Linked DNA regions of Mus musculus: all the other regions are linked to region 2. A link is a loop called in an ENCODE intact Hi-C map of the cell type or tissue named here. Cell type or tissue: left cerebral cortex. All regions are shown on one strand.

Region 1 (8,000 bases), 330 kb after region 2:
CCTATGTCCTCTGTTTCCCTACGTTGGGTCGTTTCTAGCATTCTATTTGACAGGGTTCTCCCTGCCTCCTCTTGTCTCACTCCATTCCACCTCTGCACCTTCTCTGTGTCCCTGGCTAGTTTGGAACACAGGCTGGTCAGGTGAACAGAACTAAGTTCCAGCCCATTTTCTTATGTGCGTTTCTAAACATGTTATTTAACCTGAATCTCCGGTTTTTGTTTGTTTGTTTGTTTGTTTTTCTTTTTTCCAGGACAAAAGATGATGCCTCAGTCTATTTCCCCATTAAGAAGTATAAATCTGTAAAATGGGGGCATCGAGAATTACCTACCTCCCTGGAATGTTCTGAGGATTAAGAGGTGATGCTCGTCAAGTGCCCAGTTCAGTGCCTGGCACAGAAGTGGGACTGCTTAATGGCTGGCTCCACCTGTGTGTCGCCCCAAGATCCCGCCTCCAGGGTCCTCGTCCTCTAGGGAGCCCCTAACACAACCCCCGCCTCTCCTACCTCCTCTCTGCGGCCTCCTACAGGCCCTGGGCCGCAGGAGGGGGCGGGGAGTTCAGGGCGATCGGAGCAACTGCTCCGGAACTGGCTATGGGCGGGCCCCCTGCAGTTGACGCGAGGGCGGGGACGGCCAGCCCAAGGTGGCCTGTAGGGCCGGGGTGGGGGTGGGGGTCTAAGGCCACCTACGAATCTCCGGGAGGTGGAATGCTAGGCCTGAGGAGTCCCGGGCTAGGAAGCAGCCCGGGGCTGGGGTGGGGCCCAGAGCCCAAATCTCAAGGGACTGGCTACCCGGCCGAACCCTACGGTTGCAAATGGGAGGAGCCCGGAGAGGATAGGGGAGCACCACCGGAAGAAACGTTTCTCCGGTTCGGCCTGTCCTAATTTGGTGCCCAACCTGAGGTCGGGCTGTACTATTGTCACACGGGGGGAGGCTACAACCAAAGCGACAAGCACTAAAGGCGCTGGCGGAATATGTGTAGCGATCCAAGGGGACTCGACCGCTACTGTCTCATAGCAGGTCTTCTACAAGTCCCAGAGGTCCCAGTGTGAAATCGCCCCGGAGATCTGAATATCTCTCGGCTCTCCCTCCCCGGTCCTACCCGAGATGGTCCAGCCCGGAAGTGCTGTCGGAGACTGCGGCTGCGCCTCTCTCGAAAGGGCAGGCGTCGCGGGTCCGGGCACTTCCGCACTTCCGCTTTCCGGCCCAGACAGCGCCCGCGATGGTGAGAGACCAGGGGTTGGGGTCCTCCCTGTGTTTTGCCTGTAGAGGCTGTGGGTCTGGGGGAGATGCTGCTTGCCGCTAGGGCTTGCGGCCCGAGGTTGCCCCGGGATGAGGAGGCACGGGGAGGATGGAGAGGCAAAGGGTGGGGCGAGGGCCGAGGCGAGGAGGAAGGGGCGAGCCAGGAGGCTCTCTGAGCAAGAGCAGGCCCGGAAGCTTCCAGGTTGGGAATCCCGGGCTAGAATGACCTCTCCCCGATGTTCGGAGGGGGCAGGAGACCGGGCTGCGAAGCCCGTGGTGGTGGCTTGCAGCTGAGGTAGGACCGCTCTGCGGGGCCTCCTCTCCGTCCACGGTAGAGGTTGGCTAAGTACAACCCCCTGTCCCTGCCTGCCTTCGCGGTCTCACGGGACCTCGAGGCAAGTGTCCACTTCATCTTCTTACTTCTTGGCGCTTCCTGGAAGCCTTGCCTTCCAGCTCCCAATGAAGGTTCTGTGTTGCTTGCCTGCATTCAGACTCCTTCCTAGATGTGCAGAACCGTGTTGACCTTAACGTGTGTAAATGTTGATGGCCGCTGGTCCTCCTCTTTCATGCTCGGGTTTGGGATCTGTGGGTGCTCCGTGCAGTTGTTCTCCGAAAGGTCCCAGGCTTCCCACTACTTTCTCTGGTCAGCCCTTGACGACCTGAGTTCTAAAGGCTGGACTGCTTGTTGCACGCCCGGGAATGCTCTCAGGGAAGAGACTTTGAAATTAGACCCTCTTTTTCAAAAGTCACTTTTTAAAGCTTGCTCCAGTGTTAGTCCTAACTGGTTTCATTCCTTAGCGTGAAAGCCATTTCCTGCTGACTGAGTTTTGACTTTGCGTTTTTAAGCATTCAAGTTTATTGTACAATTTCTTCAAGCCACTAAAGGGTAACTATCACAGGGCTGGTCATCTAAAATTTAGTTTTCTTTCAATGAACCTTGACAAAATAATCAGGTAGCCACAATCGAGGTAGAGAAAAGAATATTCTATCACTTTCCCAACGGTACTTGTCACCGCACACAACTAATTTTGCCTTTCCGGTTTTGCCTCTTCTTGGTTGACATAAGAGAATGCTGTGGTATGGAGCTAGAACCCACTGCTGAACTACATGACAGCTGTTTTTTAGCCTTTATCCCCTCTGTCTGATGTTTGTCTGTCCGTGATCCTGTGCTTGTCTCCGCTGCCCCACGCAGCCTGTGCCTCTTCTCTGCCACAAGTCTCACTTCCTTCTCCATCCCGTCCTCCAGAGAGCCTCTGTGCAGCGGTAGCCCTGTAACTTCCTTCTCAGAAAGTCCCAATGCTTCCTGCTACATTGAGAGAAAAACTCAGTGGAAAGCATTCTAGACTGTCTAGGGTTTTATCCCAGCCTGCCATTGCAGCCTGATCTGTGCAATTTAAAGCAGTTTTCACATACAGAAACCTTGCACTCGTTACCAGTTTGGAAAGTCTTAATGCTCTTGTGTAAATCTAGCCCTGCTTAAGTTAGTTCATTTGTTCATTTACTCTCCAGAAAATTGGTTTGACCTGATGTATAGGAGGTGCTGGGCTAGATACAACCTGACAACTGAATAGAAGTTGATGTCTGTAGACCACGAGAATTACAAACTGGTGAAGGAAAAATTTATTCCTAACGTTCTGTTGTGAATTTTATGTAAAGTGAACATACCATAAACTGTAAGAAATGCATTGAGGGGGAAGTCAAAAAGGCCACTTTGAGGAAGGAAGGGGCCTTCTCCACTGAGCTGAGCTCTGAGAGGCTGAGCTAAGCTGCGGGGAGGAAGGGCTGCAGGTGATGGATGCTCCAGCATGTGATAAGCCCTGGGGGGAGAGAAGCCTTGCCCGAGATAATGTAGCTGGTCATTGTAGCTGACCTTGTCCACTGAGAATGGACAGCTTTTACTTTTTCTCATTGTAGAACCGTCCTGATCCTGTATCTGGTCAAAACCAGTTTCTTTAGACAGTCTAGATTATTTTTAAGACTAGCTAGTTTTATATGTTGCCCTCTGTTAGCCCTTGTGATTCTCGCCCAGTTGAGCTGTTTGAGGGTAGAAGAGAGATCACTTCTGAATTCCCAGCAAGTTCAGGACATGGATTGATACACTTGTCAGTGCAGTCAGCAGATAGGGATATGGCTCCTTCTAGATCATCAGCCTTACCTAGCTCTGGCACTGGTGATGCTGTGTAATTCTGTTGTGCATGCCAGGATATTGCAGCATGTCTTGCCTGTGTGCACTTATATCTGTAGTATCCCTGTCCCCAGGCTATGACAGTCAACTATTTCTTCAAACTTTGTGAGATGCCAAGCTGGATTATCTGCTGCTGGGAACCACTCGAGATTTTGAGTGGACTGCATCTTGAAGACTGGCTGTAGTCTGTTCTGTGTGACAGCCCTGCAGGAAGCCTTCGGTACTGCCTGTTGTGTAGGAGCTGCAGTGAGGGACTGGCTTTGCTTGGCTGAGGCAGACTCTGACCCTTCCTGTGTCTTGGGTTTATTCCTGCAGACTGCCACTCTCCGCCCCTACCTTAGTGCCGTGCGGGCCACGCTGCAGGCTGCTCTCTGCCTGGAGAACTTCTCCTCCCAGGTCGTGGAACGACACAACAAGCCAGAGGTCGAAGTCAGGTAGGGAACGAGGTCAGAGTGGGGCCGAGAAGAACATCCCCCAAGAATAAGCCCTGCCCAAGGGGGCCAGGGATCTATGCTTTTGCACTGTCAGGCTACCTTGAGTGACATTGGTCTTGTTGCCAGATGAATAGTTCCTCCTGATTTGGTTAATTCCAAAGCAGGGTCATAGGGCTCCCATTCAGAACCTATGGGAGACCTACCCCAGAGTGTGACCTTTAGAGCAGAGCTCTGGGGACGTGTCTCCAAAAGCGTGACAGCCACCGGCAGCCCCAGAAGGTCACAGGATTTAGATCCCAGAGATGATGCCGCTAAACTTTATTAATGTAAGGATCGAGACTTTTTTTTACTTTTGATCTTTAATATGTCTGACAACTTAGACCTTTTTACACTCCATATTTTGAAAGCAGTCTTCTCTTGACTGGTTTTTATTTCATAAATAAGTATTCTTCCTCTTTGAAATTTCACCTGGCAAGGAGATGATAGAACACTGCTAATCCCAGCACATGGGAGGCTGAGGCAATAGAATCACAGGGACAGGGCTAGCCTCAGCTACACAGTGGATCCTCTCTCAAGAAACCAAAAGCTGCAGCGGGGGTAAATCTGCGGTGTACATAGTTGTGATAAGCCACGCCCCCACATTAGATGATAAAGGTAGTAAACCCAGGTCCTTGGGACAGGCTAGGCACACACTTTACAACTGAACCGTATCTCCAACTCCAATGTAATTTATATGACTCAAACTATTGTAGCGTTAGGATGGACTGCTGCCATTTGAGAGACATGGTATGCTGCGTGCTATTACTTGATATACATGGTTTTCACTGGACATTTTATTTATTTTTAAAGATTTATTATTATATGTAAGTACACTGTAGCTATCTTCAGATGCACCAGAAGAGGGCGGCAGATCTCATTACAGATGGTTGTGAGTCACCATGTGGTTGCTGGGATTTGAACTCAGGACCTTTGACAGAGCAGTCCGTGCTCTAACCGCTGAGCCATCTCTCCAGCCCCGCTGGGCATTCTCCAACAGTGACAGTTCATAGAGCACAGGTACCTTTAGAACTACACAGAGTCAATGGCACCAGCTTGATTCTCTGCCTCTGTGGTTTTAGGAGTAGCAAAGAACTGCTATTACAGCCTGTCACCATCAGCAGGAATGAGAAGGAAAAGGTTCTTATTGAAGGCTCCATCAACTCTGTCCGGGTCAGCATTGCTGTGAAGCAGGTGAGTCACCAGGGATCCCATTGGAATGAATGGTCAGAGAGCTAGATTCAGAGCCTGCTTCCAGGAATTCCCTTGGGATTATGGGCACTAGCAAACAGAGCCAAGCAAGGTGGCACATACCTATAATCCTAGCCCTTGGAAGGCTGAGACTGAGGAGGGACAGCCCAAGACCAGCCTGGGCTACTTGGTGAGTCCCTACCTAAAAAACAAAACAAAAAGTTGGTCAGTAGAAAATAATGCCAACAGCCCTTATCATAGGCCTGGCAAGGCCATGGGGGTCAGTTAGGTGTTGGAGCAGAGAAGGTTTCTAACAGGTGATGGCTGTGTGCTCTTAGGGCAGTTCCAGCACTGGTTTGATAGTCAGTTTCTGAAATTGCCACACAACACATGCATATACAGAATTCTCAAAAAAAAAAAAAAAAAAAAAAAAAAAGAGAAAAGAAAAGAAAAAAGAAAGAAACCAGACTATCCAATTCTAGCTTTTCTTTCAGAAACAGCTGTGTAAGCCAGCAGTGTGTGGGATGATACACCCAGAGTCAGGAAAGAAAATGCCAACAACTGTCAGACTTAAAGATCTGCCTAATAATAATTGCCCAGACAAATGTCACTGCATTTGCTTTGTGTATTTTCTTTTTCTTTCTTTTTTTTTTTTTTTTTCGAGACAGGGTTTCTCTGTGTAGCCCTGGCTGTCCTGGAACTCACTCTGTAGACCAGGCTGGTCTTGAAATCAGAAATCCGCCTGCCTCTGCCTCCCACGTGCTGGGATTAAAGGCATGCACCACCACGCCCAGCATGCTTTGTGTATTTTTTCTAGAAGTTTTCTAGTTGGAGGACCTACTTATAGGTCTTCTGTCCATCTTGAGTTAGTTTTTCTATGTGGTGTAAGCTTAGGGTCTATCGTCATTCTTTCACATTGGAACACTCCGTTGTCAGAACAATTTGTTGGAGAAATTGTTGCCATTGTGTGGCGTTGGTGCTTTTGTTGGAAATCAGGTGACTATAAATATTTGAGTTTCATTCTGAGCTTTCTGTTCAGTTCTAACTCATATATGTATACGATAGAATTTCCATTTTCTAGCACTTGGGAGGCAGAGGCAGGCAGATCTCTGAGTTTGAGGCCAGCCTGGTCTATAGAGTGAGTTCCAGGAGAGCCAGGGCTACACAGAGAAACCCTGCCACAAAAAAACAAGAAACAAAACAAAAAAACCCCAAATAACAAAGAAAGGAAGGAAGGAAGGAAGGAAAGAAGGAAAGAAAGAAGGAAAAAAGAAAAAGAATTTCCATTTCTCCGAGTTTCCTCAAGCAGTGTTCCCCACAGGTCTACCACATAGGTCCAGGGCCTTTTTGTCTCTGTAGCGCTTGAATGGTTATTTAAAGTTTGTTTTAAATTAAGAGCTATATCCTTTTTCCACTTTGGAAAGAAACTATGTATCCTAAATGGGAAAAGAGTATCATTTTCCCCTTCCCTGCTGACAACTCTCAAAATTGTAGGCAAAACAAAACAATGTTACAAAACTCAAGTTAGTGACTTCTTGCCTAAGAGAGCTCAGGGTTAAAAAAGGAAGGCAGAGTAAGCAGGGCGGCCAAGCAGGGCGGCCTCTGCGGGGTCTGAACCCAGACTCAGACGTAATTGGAAGAGTTGATTTTTGGGGTTGTTGGATTTTAGTAATGTTGAAGCAGACACTCTTGATCCTGTGTGCCACCAGTGCTAAGAAAGGCCACTAGTGACCTGAGGGTGTTCAGGAAACGTGGAAAACAGGTGTGGACTCCATTGGAGCTGATGAAAGGCCGTGTAAGAGCTCAGTAATACTGGCTAAGGTAGAGTGGGGAGGTCTTCCTTTCGACAGCAGCAGATGTTGTAATTCAAAGATCAGCAGCCTTTGTTCCTATGGAACCTTTCCGCAGCTACTGCTAACTTGGGGAGGCAATGGCGCCAGCAAACCCAGGCTCGGGTGGTTTGGACGCTCACGCTGACTTTCAGAACTGTCTTCTCTTTGCTGTCGCCAGGCCGATGAAATTGAGAAGATTTTATGCCATAAATTCATGCGCTTCATGATGATGCGAGCAGAGAACTTCTTTATCCTTCGAAGGAAACCTGTGGAGGTGAGACCTGTGCTCTGGTTCTTTGTAATTCCCAGGGTTCTGTTTGTGGGTGGACCCAGCGTGTTTGATTTTTGTAGTATTGGGGGTGGATCCCCAGGCCTCGCACTGCCGGGCAAGTTACTGTGCTACACCCTGGGTCTGTAGGATTGCAGCCCGTGGGCTGCTGCTTCTCCAGCTTAGGGTTTCGCTGCCTGGGCTGAGTCAGCCTGGACCGGATAGCAGGGATGTCTCCCAGGAGAAGCCCAGAAGGTGGGTCTACAGCGCCCTCCTCCTCCTCGAACCTTGGGCCCAGTCACAGACAAAACAGTGATTGCAGAATCCTTCCTGACGTGGTGTGGTGGGCATGCTTGCACTCTCACTGTGGAGGGGGCTAAGGCAGAAGACTCGGGAGTTAGAGGCCATTCTGGGCACATTGACATGGGGTGGTGTGGGGGGTGGGGGGAGACAACCAAAAAAGCAAGACAAAAGCTTTCCTACCAACTGAAGTCCAGCCGCTCAGTGCCACAGTGAACAGTGACTTGCTTGTTGTCTGCCTTTGTAAGTAAAGGCAGTGACAGCTACATAAGCTTCCTGCCAAGTCTCCCTGGTGACCTGGCAGCCACCATGTTAGAGCAACAGAGACCATCACACAGCACACCCAGTGTGTTGCCTTAGGTGCTCTGCACCCTGCTCTCTGTCCTCACTCTAGCCTCGGGGCTCACTCTTCCTCACACCTCCTCCTGAAGCAAACTCCCAGTCCCACCCTTCCCCAGGTCAGCTCTCCTGTGGTTTTCACTGTTGAATTGGGGTCTTTAAGATTTATGCTCCCTT
Region 2 (8,000 bases):
ATAAATGGTCAATATATTGTTGCTAAATTGACAGGCCCAACATACAACTGGTGGAACCTTATTAGACAGTATAAAGACACACATTTGATACACATGAGATGGCACTAAATGATATCCAGAGAATATCTCTTCAGTATTTTAATCCTTCAGTATGTTACAAAGATCTCTGTTAGTGCTGAGTTGTCTCTATGACCTGGCCACTTATCTCCACAATTAGGGAGTGAGGAGCTCTAGCTTCACAACCTATTGAAAGCCTTTTATAATCCTAAGATAAAAATGAATAAGCAAATGAATACATTTTTAGAAAAAATAAACATAAAAGCCTTTTACATAGACTAATATTTGATAATTGAATAATCTTATTTACATTGATTTTTTCACTATTTTGTGTGTGTACACATGCCCACACATGTCATAGCTCCATCAGCACTGGAGATCAGAGGACCACCTGTGGAAGTTGGTTCTCTCCCCATGCCATACAAGCCCAGATCATCAGGCTTGGTGGCTACGACCCCCACATGCTGAGCCACTTCACCAGCTACTGCCTCCCAACAATTCTAGGAGGGAAGGATGATTTTGCAGAAGAAGCTGTAAATGAATCTCCCATAAGATCCAAAGCTTCCTCCACCAAGATAAAATTCACATAAAACTTGCAGTCTTATTAAAGTGTATAATTCAGTGTCTCTTAGTACATTTACAGTGGTGTGTAACTTATCATCACTACCTAACTACAGAACTTTCACATCTTCTGAAACATTACCCATCACCCCAATTCCTTCTAACCCTAAGCAATCCTGTTTTCTGACTCTATATATTGACCTTTCCTAGACACTGAATATAGATGGAATTGTAACCTGTGGTTTTCTGTGTGTTTGTGTTCTCTCCCTCCCTCCCCCCCCCCCCCCCCCCGTCATTGGGGACTGGACCTATGGCCTCTCACATGGTAAGATTAAAAGGGCACTATCACTGAGCTATATCCCCAGCCTATATGTGGTCTTTTGCATCTGGCTTCTTTCAGTTAACATGGCATCCAAGTTTGACCGTGTTGTAGCATGTACCTGTACTTCAGTACTTTTTATGAGGTAGCTTATGGTAGAGTTCTTACCTAGCACATGTAAAACACTGGGTTTGCAATCAGGCACCACAAAATAAAAGTTTCAACAGAACTTTTTAAAGACTAAATATTAACCTGTTGTGCAAATACCACATGGATTTCAGGTTGTTTCTAGTTGGAGGCTATATGCAGTGTTTGTGAACAACTTGTTTGAATGTTTTCTCTTCTGAGTATAATATGCTTGCTGGTAGAATAGGTAATATGGTGGATCTATGTTACGCCTCTTTCAGAAAAGCTAAACTGAATTCTAACGTGGCTGTCACATTTTGCATCGACAGCAGCAAGATTTCATTGCTCCACATCCTTCCTATAAGAGATGATTTTTGCTTTTCAAACTTGCCATTTGAATAGTTATCATAAAGTTAGTGTTAGTGTACATTTCCCTAATGATTGGTGATAGTGACCATGTACTTCATGTACTTATATTGGTCTTTCATGTACCTTTTCCAAAAGCTCTGATGCAAGTCCTTTGTAAAGCAGGATAGAAAGGAGAAATTACAAGGACCTGAGAAGCAAAAGGAGCCGCTCTCTCAACAGCTGAGAATCACAGATTCCAAAACACTTAGCAACTGCTTGAGGCCTTTCTCCTTTCTCATCTCAGAACCTATAATTTTCTAGAACTCTCATCAGAAACTCCATTTAGTAAAGGGCATGTCCTAACCCCTTTGTACAACCCTAGTGGCTTCCGGTTTTATTAGAGTGTAATCCCATCCAAGGTACTTCTGAAACATCCTATAATCTCATTTATGAAAAATAAAGAAGGAATAAAGCTTTCTTTTCCATTTGAGATGTAATTTCAGAGCCACTAAGAGTTGTTATTCTGAATTTCTAGGCTTAAAATCTATGCTAACACTGTCTTTAATAAAGTTTGCTGTTTTGAGAGGGCTACACTTTCAGGTGCTTTTTTTGTTTTGTTTTTTTGTTTTTTGTTTAAGACAGCCTTGGCTGTCCTGGAACTCATTCTGTAGACCAGGCTGGCCTCAAACTCAGAGACTCAACTGCCCTTGCCTCCCAAGTGCGGGGATTAAAGATGGTAAGCCCCACCATCTGCCCCACCTCCCAAACATTTATTTATGGAGGTGAGGATCTCACGGTACACTTGTGGAAGTCAGGGGGCAACCCATGGAGTTTGTTCTCTCCTTCCACAGTGTGGGTCCTGGGGATAGAATGCAGATGGCCAGGCTTGATGGCAGACACCTTTTACATGCTGGGCCGTTTGTCAGACCCCTTTTTTATTTTTTACTAAACTACAACGCCGCTTTCTACGATACTGGCTGCTCCTAAACTCTTTGATGCATCCAAGGCAAGGATCCGGTTTTTACCTTTCTCATTGTCCGTGCTGACAAGGACAGTGTGGCTCCATGCCTCAGCTGCTGCTGCCACCACTGAAACTTTAAACAATTTTTATTATTTATTTATTTATTTATTGGTGAGGATGAGGGGAGAGGCAGAGAGAGAGATTGCAATGCAGTGTCATAATGCCCTTGGAGCCAGACTTGGCTGTCAGAGCCCCTGAAGTTACAGGTATTGAGAGCGGCCAGAGGTGGGTGGGTGCTGGGTACCAAATTTGAATTCTCTGGAAAAGCAAGCCTTAATCACTGAGCCATCTCTCCACCATCGCTCCCCCCCCCCCCCCAAAATCCGGCTGTCTCTTTCTGTTGAGTTCTAAGTTTCCTCTTTTAAAATGTTACATTTGGGGCTGGTGAGACGTCTTAGAGGGTAAAGGCTCTTGCTACCCATCCTGATTAGCTGAGCTGGATCACTGGAACCCACGTGGTGGAAGAGAAGCAACTTCTGCCAAGTTGTCCTCTGACCTCAGGTGTGGCACACAAGCTCCCTCCACACACACAGGAAATACATGTAACTAAAATATAGGAAATGTAACCTTTGGCATATATAGAGAAACATGATCTGAAAACCGCAGGCTAGGCTAGGGGCTATACTCTAGTTACAGCACAGCTTGCCGGTCCCTGCAGAATCCAAGCCGGGTATGGTGGCGCACACCTGTAGTCCTAGCATCCCGGAGGCAGAGACAGCGGATATCTGTGATTTCCAGGACAGAACGATCGACAAAACGAGCAGGCCAGTCAGGGCTACATAGTGAGACTCCAATCTCAAAAAGAAATTCCAAGTAAAGAGTGTTGTGCAAGACGGGAATGGGGGAGAAGAATCTCTTTAGCCTCGGTTTCTCTGGCTTTAAGACTGGAATCAAGTCCCAGTCTCACCCCAGTGCTCGACACTGAGGGCAGAGGAAGTAGAACAACCGAGCATCCGCTCGCTAGGAGAGCGCCCTCCGCAGTGGTTCCCTCCGGGCAGGTGACCGGCCTACCGGCCGTTCTTCCTCTTCCGGGTCAGAGTGCACCCAACTGCGCACAGCTCTCCGCGCACACTCCCCCGCCTACCCCGGAGCGTGGGAGCACCGTGCCCTCCGAGGCCTGACTTCCGTTTCCGGGCTGGCACCTCGGCTTCCGGCGGCGTGCTCGCGGTGCGGAGACCGGAAGGGTCTGTGCTTGCTGCCGGTAACTGGCCGCGGCTGGGAGTGGCCGGGTGGGTGGGACGCAGGGGAAGACGGCGGTGGCTTCGTATAGGTCGGTGCTGGGGCTGAGCGTCTGGACTCTCGCTGGGCTTCGCAGAGGGTGGGAGTGAGAGAGCCACTGCCCTTCGGTCCGAACAGCCCTTCTGCTCTCCACACTGTCCGTAGGAGTTGTGTTCACAGTGGCGAACGGTGACACGGTGGAACCGCGTTCACCTCTGTGGCCTGTTCTTGGTTGGCACAGCATTAGGGACAAGGAAGATGTTAGCTTAAGCCACGGCGCTTTTGAAAAGCTGGTGGGAGGTGTGGGCCCTCCATCACGGTAACACCACTCCAGCCCCTTCAACCTCCACAAACACTCCCACAGGACGTCTGTATTACTAGCTTCAGACATTTCCAAGGTGTCCCCAGCATGCGCGTCATTGGATCTCGGCGTCACCACATAGTAGGCTTTCAGATATTTGTAATTGTTTAGATAGTGGAAGTTGAGTTAATCTTTAATAAATTCACTGCCCACTTGTCTACATGGCGGAAAGTAGATACCTCACCCATACATTAAAAGTTTTGATCATTAGTCCAGAATTGTGTTGTTCTCGTTAAAATCTTCTGTCTTTGGGAAAGAGAGATATATTTAGTTTCCAGTTCGAAACTAGGCAGGAGTAACTTGCTTCCTGGACCCGCGAGTGTGGGAAGCAAGAATTTTTAACTCTGAACCACTACAGCCTCACATCCTGAAGTGCTAAGCTGAAAGAGCAACAGAGGAGCTTCTCTATTCATGTTAGCAAATGTAAGATGGTGCTTACCAACACAGATGAGCCTAAGCCAAGCACTGCATGCAGTGGAAACACTCTTGTCTTTTCTCCTGATGAGCCTGCATATTGCTTGTTTAGTCACGTTTCACTGCCTGTAATCCGTGCCCTTATTTATACTACAGTTTTAACTCGATAGGTACATTGAAATACAAAAAGAGATGGCATTGTTTCCCTTTTTCTTCCCTGTATTGCCTCTAGAGACTGTTGGTCCTTTTAGAAACATCTCCATCATGTCTTGTGACACTCAAGAAGCTACCAGAGAGTGCCTGGGTATGAACCTTGATGGCAACAAAGAGCCTGTGTCGCTGGTAGAAAGCGGCGTCAGAAGTGAGTCGGAGCATCTCCAAGTCACTATTGGAGCCACTGTACCCACTGGCTTTGAACAAACGGCTGCGGGGGAAGTGAGAGAGAAACTGAAGTCGGCCTGCAGAATCAGCAAAGACCGCGGAAAGATCTATTTTGATATTGCAGTGGAAAGTCTGGCTCAGGTTTGAACAAAACAGTATTTAAATTAGTCTTGGTTATTTTATGATTATTTTTCTGGTTTATAGACACCCCTCCCCCCCTTGGGAATCCTTTACTCTGTTCTGCTTAAAGTAGCTGCATTTTCTGTTGTGTACTAATTTATGAAATTGACTAGTTTACTATGTTGCTGTTTATAATGTCTTTGTAATGTATATTCAGTTTAGTACATTTTAGCGTTAGTTTAATATGGTTTAGAAGTGATCGTAGCATTTCCTGATGATTTATTCACCGAAATGAAATACCTACCAATGTCTATGACACGTAAATTTACTTTAGCAAAAGTTTGGGTACACACAAAAGCTGAGGTTTCCTTTTCATCCTTGTCAAAGACATTGTTTTTAAAAGATTTTTATTATTTTATGTGCATTGGCATTTGCCTGCATATATGTCTGTGTGAGGGAATCAGAGCCCCTGGAACTAGAGTCTAAACTGAACCTGGGTCTTTCTGAAAGAATAGTCAGTGCCCCTAACCACTGAGCCATTTCTACAGCCCCTTCAAAGACATTCTTGATCAAAAGTACATGATTACAGGTGAGAAGCAGAGGTTAGCAAACTGCCATTGCGTTGAAACAAAAGCTACCAGATTTCTTTACTATACAAGTAGCATAGGGTATGGCTTGTTAACTGTTGTCTTGCTAGTGTATCCCAAGCTGGAAGCATATAACATGCAATAGACACTCACAAAATACTTGTGGTTTTTGTAAGTAAGCAAGCATTTTCTTGATGCCTTCAGTAGTTTTTTGAAGATTGGGCACTATTGTCATCAGTCATTAGGTTTAAGAAGAAAAGTAGTTTGTCTGCAGTAATTCAGCTATCACCGAACTAGAGCTTAAACTGTATGTGGTTTCTTTTTTGGAGGGGAGAGATAGGAGGTTGAGACAAGAGTCTGATGTAGCCAAGTTAGCCTAAATTTCACTATATAGCTGAGCGTGCTGCCCCTCCCAAGAGCTGGGAGTGTAGGCATTTGCTGGTAGATCCATGCTCTTTGCCCCTGCCATATGCAGCCAAAAGACATGAGAGAAGAACAAGGATAAAGCCTCACTGTGTTACCCTCCTTCCCTTTCCCAGACCAGAGTTACTGCCTATATGACATTTCGGACTATATACTTTGGTCTCAGTGACCCTTTCTATGGGGAAGAGTGGAAATTGATGGGTAACCAAAGAGATGGAACACTCGGGATGGGAAAATTTTGTCTTTATATTTCTCCCCTCTTTAAACCAATGTTGTTGCCTGTATGACATTATCACAGTGGCCCTTCTCCTGGGAAAAGCAGGAACTGATGGGTAACCAAAGAAATGGACTACATGGGATGGGAAAAATGTTAACTATAAAATACAGGCAGGAGGTGCTACTTTAAACCTATTTTACTTAGTTAGACATGGTAGCTTTCTCCTGGAATGTCAGTACTGGGGACACTGAGTCAGGGGAATTGTGAGTTGGAGGCAACCCAGAGCAACATAGCAAGACCGTATCTCAAAAAGATAAAAATGAACCAATTTTGTACTTCTTTTCTTTTAAATATTTAACTGTAGATAGCTTCTGTTATTTACAAGTATGTTCAGAAATTTGTTTCTAACGTTTGTTTCTCTCCCCTAGGTTCATTGTCTGAGATCAGTTGATAACTTGTTTGTGGTTGTTCAGGAGTTTAAAGATTACCAGTTCAAAGATACGAAGGTGAGCTATTCCAAGCATGGTCTTTCCCAGAGAGCTTGTTCTCTGCAGTGTACTACCTGCTTGTCACACTGTCACTTAGCCTTGCTATTGGTTTATTTCTTTACAGTGTTGAGAATATAACAAAAACCAAGCATGTGATTACAGTAAGCCTTTTCACGAAAATCCAGAAATCTCTTTAGAGCCCATCTGTACTGGCTAGTTTTGTGTCAACTTGACACAGCTGGAGTTATCACAGAGAAAGGAGCTTCAGTTGAGGAAATGCCTCCATGAGATACAACTGTGAGGCATTTTCTCAATTAGTGATCAAGGGGGAAAGGCCCCTTGTGGGTGGGACCATCTCTGGGCTGGTATTCTTGTTTCTATAAGAGAGCAGGCTGAGCAAGCCAGGGGAAGCAAGCCAGTAAAGAACATTCCTTCCTGGCCTCTGTATCAGCTCCTGCTTCCTGACCTGTTTGAGTTCCAGTCCTGACTTCCTTTGGTGATGAGCAGCAATGTGGAAGAGTAAGCTGAATAAACCCTTTCCTCCCCAACTTGCTTCTTGGTCATGATGTTTGTGTAGGAAACCCTGACTAAGACACCATCCCAGAAGCTGCTTTTAAAAGTCACTTGTTAAAGAAAAACCCTAAGTTATAGGGAAAAAGTCTTAGATTAGCTCGACAGATAGTACAGATGGTTTGCAACTAGAATTGCTTCCAACATGTGAACAAAAGACAGAGAACACAAATAGCATTCCCTCCCCAGTTTGCTTTTGTCCTGTTTTAGCTTCATGTTTTGAAATGAAGCCAAAGCAACATTTAATACCCCTTCAGTTGTTAGGACAACAGCTTTGTCTCCAGCCTGTACTTATCATCTGAGTCCTAAATATTCAGCTGCTGTTTAATCTGAAGGTTGCAAACAGACCTCAGTAACACTTTAGGGTTTTTTCCCTATATCTCTTTCTGGCCAAGTTTCCAGAATCAAGTGCTTAAAACTTTTCCTGTCAATATTATATTAATGTCTAATTTAGAGCTAATCTTTCTTAAAAGAACTGTGGTATGCTGTCTAATTCTCTGTTTTTTATTAATTTTCCAGATTATTTTGGAAAGCCAAAGTATCCCCAAATCAGTAAAACTAATCTGGGATCAGGGGCTTAATGATAAAGCACTTTCTTCATTAGATCCTAGTAAAGAAAATTAACAGTAACTAAAAGGCTAACAGAACCCATAGCTTACTAAAAATTCAAACAGCTCTAAAAGAATATCCATTGAAAATAGCTAAAAATTGTATTGCCTATAAAAATAACTTCAGCATTAGAAACATTAGTATTATAATCCTTCATACTCATTTTTTTTCTTCCTTAGT
Region 3 (8,000 bases), 270 kb after region 2:
TGAGAGCCCTTTGAACCTTGAGAGATTATAACATGTAGGGAATTTTATGCTGCAGTGTGAGCCCACCTCCAGTCTGGGCTTATTGTCGGGGGCGCCCGCCAGGGCTCCAACCCCGTGTGGGAGGCCGGCGACGAGAGACGGGGCCGAGAAGGGGAAACCCGAACTCTCGGAAGCGAAGCTGGCCGCCCCGGCTCCTGCCCTGCACTCTCTGGCCCTGCTCCCCCGGCTTCCCGCGCTGACCCCTGCCACTCCTGCCAAACCATAACTACTGAAAAGAATCTAGAAAGGAAGACTAGGGACAGAGAGCAAAAGGAATTTCTTGAATGTTATATTAGATGGTCTGAATAGAAGCTGGAGAGCAGCTGGAGGCTTTTAGTAATGTAATTGGTATGATCATTGCTACTTAGTAGAAGGATCACTCTTGTCACTTTATGTGAGACTAAGCCAAAGGAATTGAGACATAGGCAGCAATAGGTTTTAAGGGCCCAGACTAGGACCTTTGTAAAGAAGCTGGCACCTAGAGATGCTCTAAAGAGAGACTGGCCAGGATATCCTTGGGAAAGGAAGGCTGAAGAGAATCTACTGTATGGTGTGGGAGCTGGAAACTGTCAGGCCTGTGCTAATTGGTCTGTGTATTCTAGATGTGACAGCATGGGGGTGGACTTTGACGTGAAGACCTTCTGCCACAATTTGCGGGCAACTAAGCCACCATATGAGTGCCCTGTGGAGACTTGCCGCAAGGTTTACAAGAGTTACAGTGGTATCGAGTACCACCTGTACCACTATGACCACGACAGCCCACCACCCCCACAGCAGACCCCACTGCGCAAGCACAAAAAGAAAGGGCGCCAGTCACGACCAGCCAACAAGCAGTCACCCAGCCCCTCTGAAGTCTCACAGTCACCAGGCCGAGAGGTGATGAGCTATGCTCAGGCCCAGCGCATGGTAGAAGTGGACCTTCATGGCCGTGTCCACCGAATCAGCATCTTTGACAACTTGGATGTGGTGTCAGAGGATGAGGAGGCCCCTGAGGAGGCCCCTGAGAATGGCAGCAACAAGGAAAACACTGAGACACCTGCGGCTACACCTAAGTCAGGCAAGCATAAGAACAAGGAGAAACGAAAAGACTCTAACCACCACCATCACAGCGCTCCTGCCAGTGCTGCTCCCAAATTGCCTGAGGTGGTGTATCGTGAGCTAGAGCAAGATACCCCTGACGCACCACCCCGGCCCACTTCCTACTACCGGTAAGACCACCACCATCTCCTACCTCTAGAAAACCAATCAAAACCAATCGAGATGACAGTCTGATAGGAGACAGCCAGTAAAGGAGCACTAGTCTGCCAAGGCAGTGTGAACTGTCCTTTAGCCCTACTGGCACATGCCAGGTCCTGGGTTCTCTCACTTCCTGCTCCCTTTGTAACATTTTTTAAGAATTGGGGTTTTTTTGTGTGTATGTGTTTTGATTTATTTCTGTTTTTGAGACAGTCTGAGTTTTCCCAGGTTGGCCTTGAGTGGGCAAGAGAGCTACCTACGTCTTCTCCTGAATGTTGAACATCTAGCTATAGCCACATCTTTATTTTTAGAACTCGCTCAAAGCAGTCCTTGTTCCCATTTGCCAGGCCTGTCAAAAGTCACATGTAGGAATCTCTGAACTGAGGTTGAGACCCATGTCCAGCAAGCTTCAAAACTGCACTGTTTCCTGCACCCAACATCCTGCTTCTAAAGCCCTCATCCACAGAGCAGGTGCAGTGCTCCTCCCTAGGGCAGAAGACATTGGCTTCATAAGGCCTCAAAGATGAATGATAAATCTGATGTAATCTCCCACTGTTTTGTTACTGTCACCTGTCCTTTAACAGCTTTGTGAGCAGGAGTTCATTGTTGCCATACTACCTCTTACCTCTCCAGTGCTCGCTTGCTTATTGATTTACTTATTTGTGTGTGTGTGTGTGTGTGTAATTTTCTCTTTATATTCCATTCATTCTAAGAGCTAACCATAGTGGCTCCTTTTGAAGTTCCAAACATTCCTAATGTTAAAAAAATCTTTTTTACATTTATTTGTTTGTCTGCACATGGCACTACAGCACCTGTGGAGGCTAGAGAACTACCTGTGGGACAAAAAAAAAAGTTCTCACTTTTACAATGCATATCCCAGGTCCCAGGATAGGCCATTAGGTTTACTAGCAGGGATCTTTACTTTACTGAACTTGTTTTGCTAGCCACAGACATAATAAAGCAAATTCCTTTAACATGAGAAAAAAAGATGTAGGGTGGTAAGGCTGTGTGTAGAAATCTCAGCCACAGGATGTTATCAATACCAATTGTAACCCCCACCCCCCCACCCCCCCACCCCCCCCCCCCCGGCAGCTAAAGCCAAAAGAACAGTTTGTTCATCTGTGTTTATTTGTAAAGGCTCTTATGTGAAAAGTGGCTTTTGCCAAATACACAGTCCATTTGATGTTACAGTGACTGTCAGCAATACAGTCACTATTGTGACTCCCTCAGAGAGAGAGAGAATATTACTTCTCTATAGATGTTACATTTGATGGTACAGTAAGACTCGCTCTCTCTGAGAGAGAGAGAGAGAGAGAGAGAGAGAGCGAGAGCGCATATTACTTCTCTATAGATAAGGAACCAGGGCCCAGGGAGCTTAAAAGCTTAAACTCATTTACTGTTATACAGAGACCAGGCAATATGGCCTCGGAGTTTCTATGCACCTGGCCTGCTCAGAGATCCATTTTCCATGTAGAGAGAGAGGAATTAACGTTTTGCTAGATCATGGTATATGTCATTTGATGTAGTGTCCCATGTCTCCCTAAATACAATATTCATATACATATATATGTGAATGAATGATTTACTTTTGTAAAAACCTGAGATCTGAGGTCATCATTCTAATAACATATAGATCTCCTCTCCTTTGTCCAAGTTTTAGCAAGTATTCCTTATTTTTTCTCCTTACATCCAGTCCCCCTTTCTGGTTTTTCACTATTCTCTTTTCTCTTAGAATTTACCATGTTCTCTTTATCCCAAGCACAGGCCCCTCTTTGGGACTTCCTCTCCTCCAATGGCTCTTGGCATAACCTGCTCTCACAGGCAGTCCACCCCAACTTGCATAGCTCCTTTTCTTTCTCTCTACACATAGTCACTTTCTTCCTGGGATCAGATCTTTTCTCCAGATGAGCAGTTTTTAGCCTGTTGCAGTCAGTTAGGAGCTATGTTATTATAGTTAGCAAATTCCCCATGTTTTGAAATGATTTACTTTTGTAAAAACCTGAGATGGTCTGAGGTCATCATCACTCTAATAATTTTCTCATGCTCAAATCCAGTCCACTTCTTGAGGGGGAGTGAGAGGGTGGTGTGTCAGCTGGTGTGTCAAGAATTGTACATGACATACAGCCCACCTATCTGTGCCAGAGTCTATAATCTGGGAGCTTGTGGGAGTGTGTTATGTACTATCAATGACAGTTGGTGTGTCATGGCAGAGGAATAGGCAAGACCTGACGTTTAAGAGAACTAGTATAAGCCCTAGAACTGTCCAGCTAGTTCACTCCAGCTCTGATCATACCCTTATTCTGGGAGCACAGTTGCACTAGAAGACAAGGAAAGAACTAAGGAAGAAGCTGCCCTCTACGCACATTTTACTCTCCCTGTCACCCTCAAAATGCCTTTCAGTTGAACAACGCTGAGGACCTATTTCTGTACAGTGAATCAGATACGATCCCTGCCTGTTAGAGAACAAGTTAGGAACAACAGCTATAATTCAAGACAAGGTGGGTTAGGGTTATTACAAAGCTAATAAAATTGACATTTATTGAATATTTGCTCCATGTGAAGCACTGTTCTAAGTGTCTCCCTTTATTAACTCATTTCATGCTCACAACAACTATGGCAGGCATATTAGCATTATTTCTCTATAGATAAGGAACCAGGGCCCAGGGAGCTTAAAAGCTTAAAGTCATTTACTGTTATACAGAGACCAGGCAATATGGCCTCGGAGTTTCTATGCACCTGGCCTGCTCAGAGATCCATTTTCCATGTAGAGAGAGAGAATTAATGTTTTCCTAGAACATGGTGTATGTCACTTGACTTAGCCTCCCATATCCTCCTAAATACAAGGTCTCATGTATCTTAGACTGGCCTCCAACTCACAGGGTAGTAGCCTTGAACTCTTGATTCTTCTGTCTCTACTTCTCGAGTGCTAGGATTTACAGGTATGATATCACACCTGGTATTATAGAGTGCCAGGGATTGAACCAGGGCTTTGTGGGGATTGAGCCAGGACTTTGTGCATGCTAGGCAAGCACTCTACCAAGTGAGTATAACTCCAGCTCCTTGGCTGGAGCCATTTCTCTTGTAATGCTATTTAAAGTTATCATTTACTGAATATAGCCCTTGTGTTATCAGTTAATACAAGGTACAGGACAGAGCAGTGCTGTTCTGAAGGTGGCAGAGTGGCAGAGACAAAATTTAAAACCAGATTTCTTCAAAGCCAAACTCCTATTCTTGTCTTGTACTATGTAATAGACAATGCCAGAGTCTAGTCGGCTTAAGACAGGACAGTATGCATGCCTGCTGTGTCATAGCCACCTAGAGCTGCCCTCTGCTCTAGCTTGCAGGCTCAAAGAATTCCAAAGTGGATGTGGAAAAGGCTAGGGGCAGCGAATGGGTGACACTCTATCGCTCCCTGGTGATATGACCTATCTGTGATAGGTTGTTAACATTTTCCTCAAAGCTTCAATTCATCTAAAATCACACCCTCAGTCTTCTGTCACTGTGGATAAATAAATGATAATAAAGATGATAAGGACACTAATCTGTTAGCTATTACCAGAATAGCTGTACCTTGGCCTAGTGCCTTGCCCATAATGAATGCTCAGTCAGTTGTAGCTATTATCTTTCAAGGCTATTCAGAGAACAAACAGGATATATAGAATTTGAGAGACTGCTAGCATCTTCTGAGAGAACATCCATGTGTCTTTGGTACTTATCATCTTTGCTAAAGGCCTGTATTCATTTGCCAGTGATGTCCAAGGAATTGCCTTCCTCTGACAGTACAATCCCCCCATACGTTCACAGGGAGACCTCCCTGCTCCAGCATTGCCCCATTTAGGGGTCTGGCTGAGCCTCTATACTTCAGGGAAGACCGTATCATATGATAGCCACAGCATGAGTACTAGAGATGTGGGCCTGTTTGTTTTCATGACCAGGTTCTTGGGCACTTTCTGAGGAAGTTAACTTCTCCCACATTTAGGTCTCCTTTTCTGCAAGACAGGAATGATTCTAATACTATAAATGTGGGGTTAAGGTAAGGCTGGAGAGATAAATGTATACATGGGCAGAGGCCGAGTGCTTGGAGGCAAGAACAATGCTTTGTCTGAAGGAAAAATATCAGCCATGTGATGCCAAGCTGCCTGTGTGCACTGCAGGTACATCGAGAAATCTGCAGAGGAGCTGGATGAGGAGGTGGAGTATGACATGGATGAAGAGGACTATATCTGGCTGGATATCATGAATGAGCGGCGGAAGACTGAGGGTGTAAGTCCCATCCCACAAGAGATCTTTGAGTACTTAATGGACCGTTTGGAGAAGGAGTCGTACTTTGAGAGTCACAATAAAGGTGACCCCAATGCACTAGTGGATGAAGATGCCGTGTGCTGTATCTGCAATGATGGCGAGTGCCAGAACAGCAATGTTATCCTCTTCTGTGACATGTGTAACTTGGCTGTGCACCAGGAGTGCTACGGTGTCCCCTATATCCCTGAAGGCCAGTGGCTGTGCCGCCGTTGCCTGCAGTCACCTTCTCGTGCAGTGGATTGTGCTCTGTGCCCCAATAAGGGTGGTGCCTTCAAGCAGACAGATGATGGCCGCTGGGCCCACGTGGTGTGTGCCTTGTGGATCCCTGAGGTTTGCTTTGCCAACACAGTCTTCCTAGAACCTATTGACAGCATTGAGCACATCCCACCAGCTCGGTGGAAGCTCACCTGCTACATTTGTAAACAGCGGGGCTCTGGAGCCTGCATCCAGTGCCATAAGGCCAATTGCTACACAGCCTTCCATGTGACATGTGCCCAACAAGCTGGCCTTTACATGAAGATGGAACCTGTGCGGGAGACAGGTGCCAATGGTACCTCCTTTAGCGTCCGCAAGACAGCCTACTGTGACATCCACACACCCCCAGGTTCTGCTCGTCGCCTGCCTGCCCTATCCCACAGTGAGGGTGAGGAAGAAGAGGATGAAGAAGAAGATGAGGGTAAAAGCTGGAGCTCAGAGAAGGTCAAGAAGGCCAAGGCCAAGTCTCGGATTAAGATGAAGAAAGCTCGGAAGATCTTGGCAGAGAAGAGGGCAGCAGCACCTGTGGTGTCCGTGCCCTGCATCCCGCCACACAGGTACACAGGCAACAGTGGGCAGGGAGGGGAGGGAGAAACACTCAGAAGAACTGGGGCCTGAGTAGAATGGCCTGCTTGCCCTCCTATCAGGAGCTGCATGGAAGTTAAAAAGTAAGTAAATTTAAAGGAGGTGATCTTAAGTAAGACATCTGACTTTTGCACTAGGGGCCAGAAATACTGAACGGTTATCTGGCAGACAGAGTATGTGTTTAAAACTACCCTTTTTGATGGTGCAGTTAAGATGAAACAGCCATAGGAAAAGTGACCTTCAAGGGAGAATCAATGGTCCGGTATGCTTTAGCATGCATAGGGACCTAGGTTCAGTCCCCAGCACAGAAAATAAAACAATGCAGCTTGGTTATGCACCAGAAGTGCTACCGTGTCCGCTGTGTTCCTAAGGACCATCTTCCCAAGCTGTGGACTATGTGTGCCCTGTAGAGTGTTGCTCAAGTCAGCCTGTGGTGTCAGTTGTTTTTAGCTGCCTTGTGTTGTCTAGTTGACTTCACCATGGATTTCTGCTGTACTTGCACTTTATCTTCACTTGATCTTAGGAAAAAGGCCAACAACTTTGTCTTCTGCACAGTCTGAGAGATGAGAGTCTAGCTAGCCGTGCCCACGCTGCAGTGACTAAGCAGACTTAAAGACAGACTGAAACTGTTCTCCTTAGTGCTGAGCTCAGTTTCCTCTCTGCTATGTTGTGCCACTCAAGGCACTTTTAATTATGCCTTAAACCCAGAGTTCCAAACTATTCCTTTTTGCGACAGAATCTCCTGTAGGCTGGGCTTGAACTCCATAGTCAGATGTGACCTTGAGCTTCTGGATCCTTTTACCCTCACCTCTAGGTTTCTGGGATCACGGTGTGAGCTACCATGCCTGATTTTCCAGACCTTTTTGATGAGCATCAATGCCCCCACTCATCCTAATTGAGGAGCTCTTCCTGGCAGTCAGGACCTAACAGGGTTTTATTTTGTTCCCAGGCTCAGTAAGATCACCAACCGCCTGACCATCCAGAGGAAGAGCCAGTTCATGCAGAGGCTGCACAGCTACTGGACTCTGAAACGACAATCACGGAATGGGGTCCCACTACTCAGGCGCCTACAAACACACCTTCAGTCTCAGAGGAACTGTGAACAAGTTGGGGTACCGTGTCCAAATCCTGTGGGCTGTGGAAACTAGTACTAAAAGGGCAAGGACTAAAATGTGTAGCAATATCCTCCAGCATCAAAGAGCTTACAGTTTTTCTAAGTTAAATTAACATCCCCACCCCATTGCAGGCTCAACATGAAATGTGTATATTATCAGCTTGGTAGAAAGGCATTGTTCCTGTAGGTTCATTAATTCAACAAACATACCAAGCATTTTCTAGGTTCTAGCCCCTGGCAACACGTGAATAGTGGTGCTTTGGTAAATTACTGGGTTTCCTCCTTGGCCTAGGTTTCCTGGGTACTCCTCTTCTGGACTCTCCTCTGGCTTTCTTACCATTTTCTGATGCCCCTTTTACCTCTACAGAGAGATTCTGATGATAAAAACTGGGCCCTCAAAGAACAGCTCAAGTCCTGGCAGAGACTGCGGCATGACCTGGAGCGAGCTCGGCTGCTGGTGGAGCTGATC

What was found. Peaks named below come from ENCODE experiments on the same cell type or tissue, not always from the same donor. Only the 100,000 strongest peaks of a DNase experiment are listed, where the experiment ranks them.
Region 1: it touches region 2 in a loop (4-fold over the local background); 4 of 42 quality-filtered maps call a loop at or near these places.
Region 3: it touches region 2 in a loop (3-fold over the local background); 24 of 42 quality-filtered maps call a loop at or near these places.

Annotation. Positions count from the first base shown.
Region 1 is chr6:113,376,988-113,384,987 of GRCm38, forward strand. It overlaps Tada3 (transcriptional adaptor 3), which reads right to left and starts at 851. Exons shown (of 10, transcript NM_001372392.1): 1 at 329-851. It overlaps Arpc4 (actin related protein 2/3 complex, subunit 4), which reads left to right and starts at 1,126. Exons shown (of 6, transcript NM_026552.3): 1 at 1,126-1,221; 2 at 3,739-3,857; 3 at 4,976-5,087; 4 at 7,095-7,190. The coding sequence starts at 1,219. In left cerebral cortex, CTCF peaks have their summits at 561, 3,637 and 4,744 (motif pointing right); DNase peaks (open chromatin) are centred at 588, 873, 1,099, 2,496 and 1 more place; H3K4me3 peaks cover 2,412 bases; H3K27ac peaks cover 1,732 bases.
Region 2 is chr6:113,042,758-113,050,757 of GRCm38, forward strand. Thumpd3 (THUMP domain containing 3) reads left to right here and starts at 3,545. Exons shown (of 10, transcript NM_008188.3): 1 at 3,545-3,633; 2 at 4,658-4,947; 3 at 6,582-6,659. The coding sequence starts at 4,690. It overlaps Gm43868 (predicted gene, 43868), which reads right to left and starts at 3,414. Exons shown (of 1, transcript NR_164179.1): 1 at 1,278-3,414. In left cerebral cortex, no CTCF peak of the experiment used is centred here; DNase peaks (open chromatin) are centred at 3,481, 4,326 and 4,798; H3K4me3 peaks cover 2,194 bases; H3K27ac peaks cover 1,309 bases.
Region 3 is chr6:113,309,162-113,317,161 of GRCm38, forward strand. It overlaps Brpf1 (bromodomain and PHD finger containing, 1), which reads left to right. Exons shown (of 13, transcript NM_030178.2): 2 at 642-1,247; 3 at 5,430-6,389; 4 at 7,367-7,529; 5 at 7,899-8,000. The coding sequence starts at 652. Among named protein-coding and RNA genes, the nearest start is that of Brpf1, 6.0 kb to the left of the region's middle. In left cerebral cortex, no CTCF peak of the experiment used is centred here; DNase peaks (open chromatin) are centred at 3,453 and 6,996.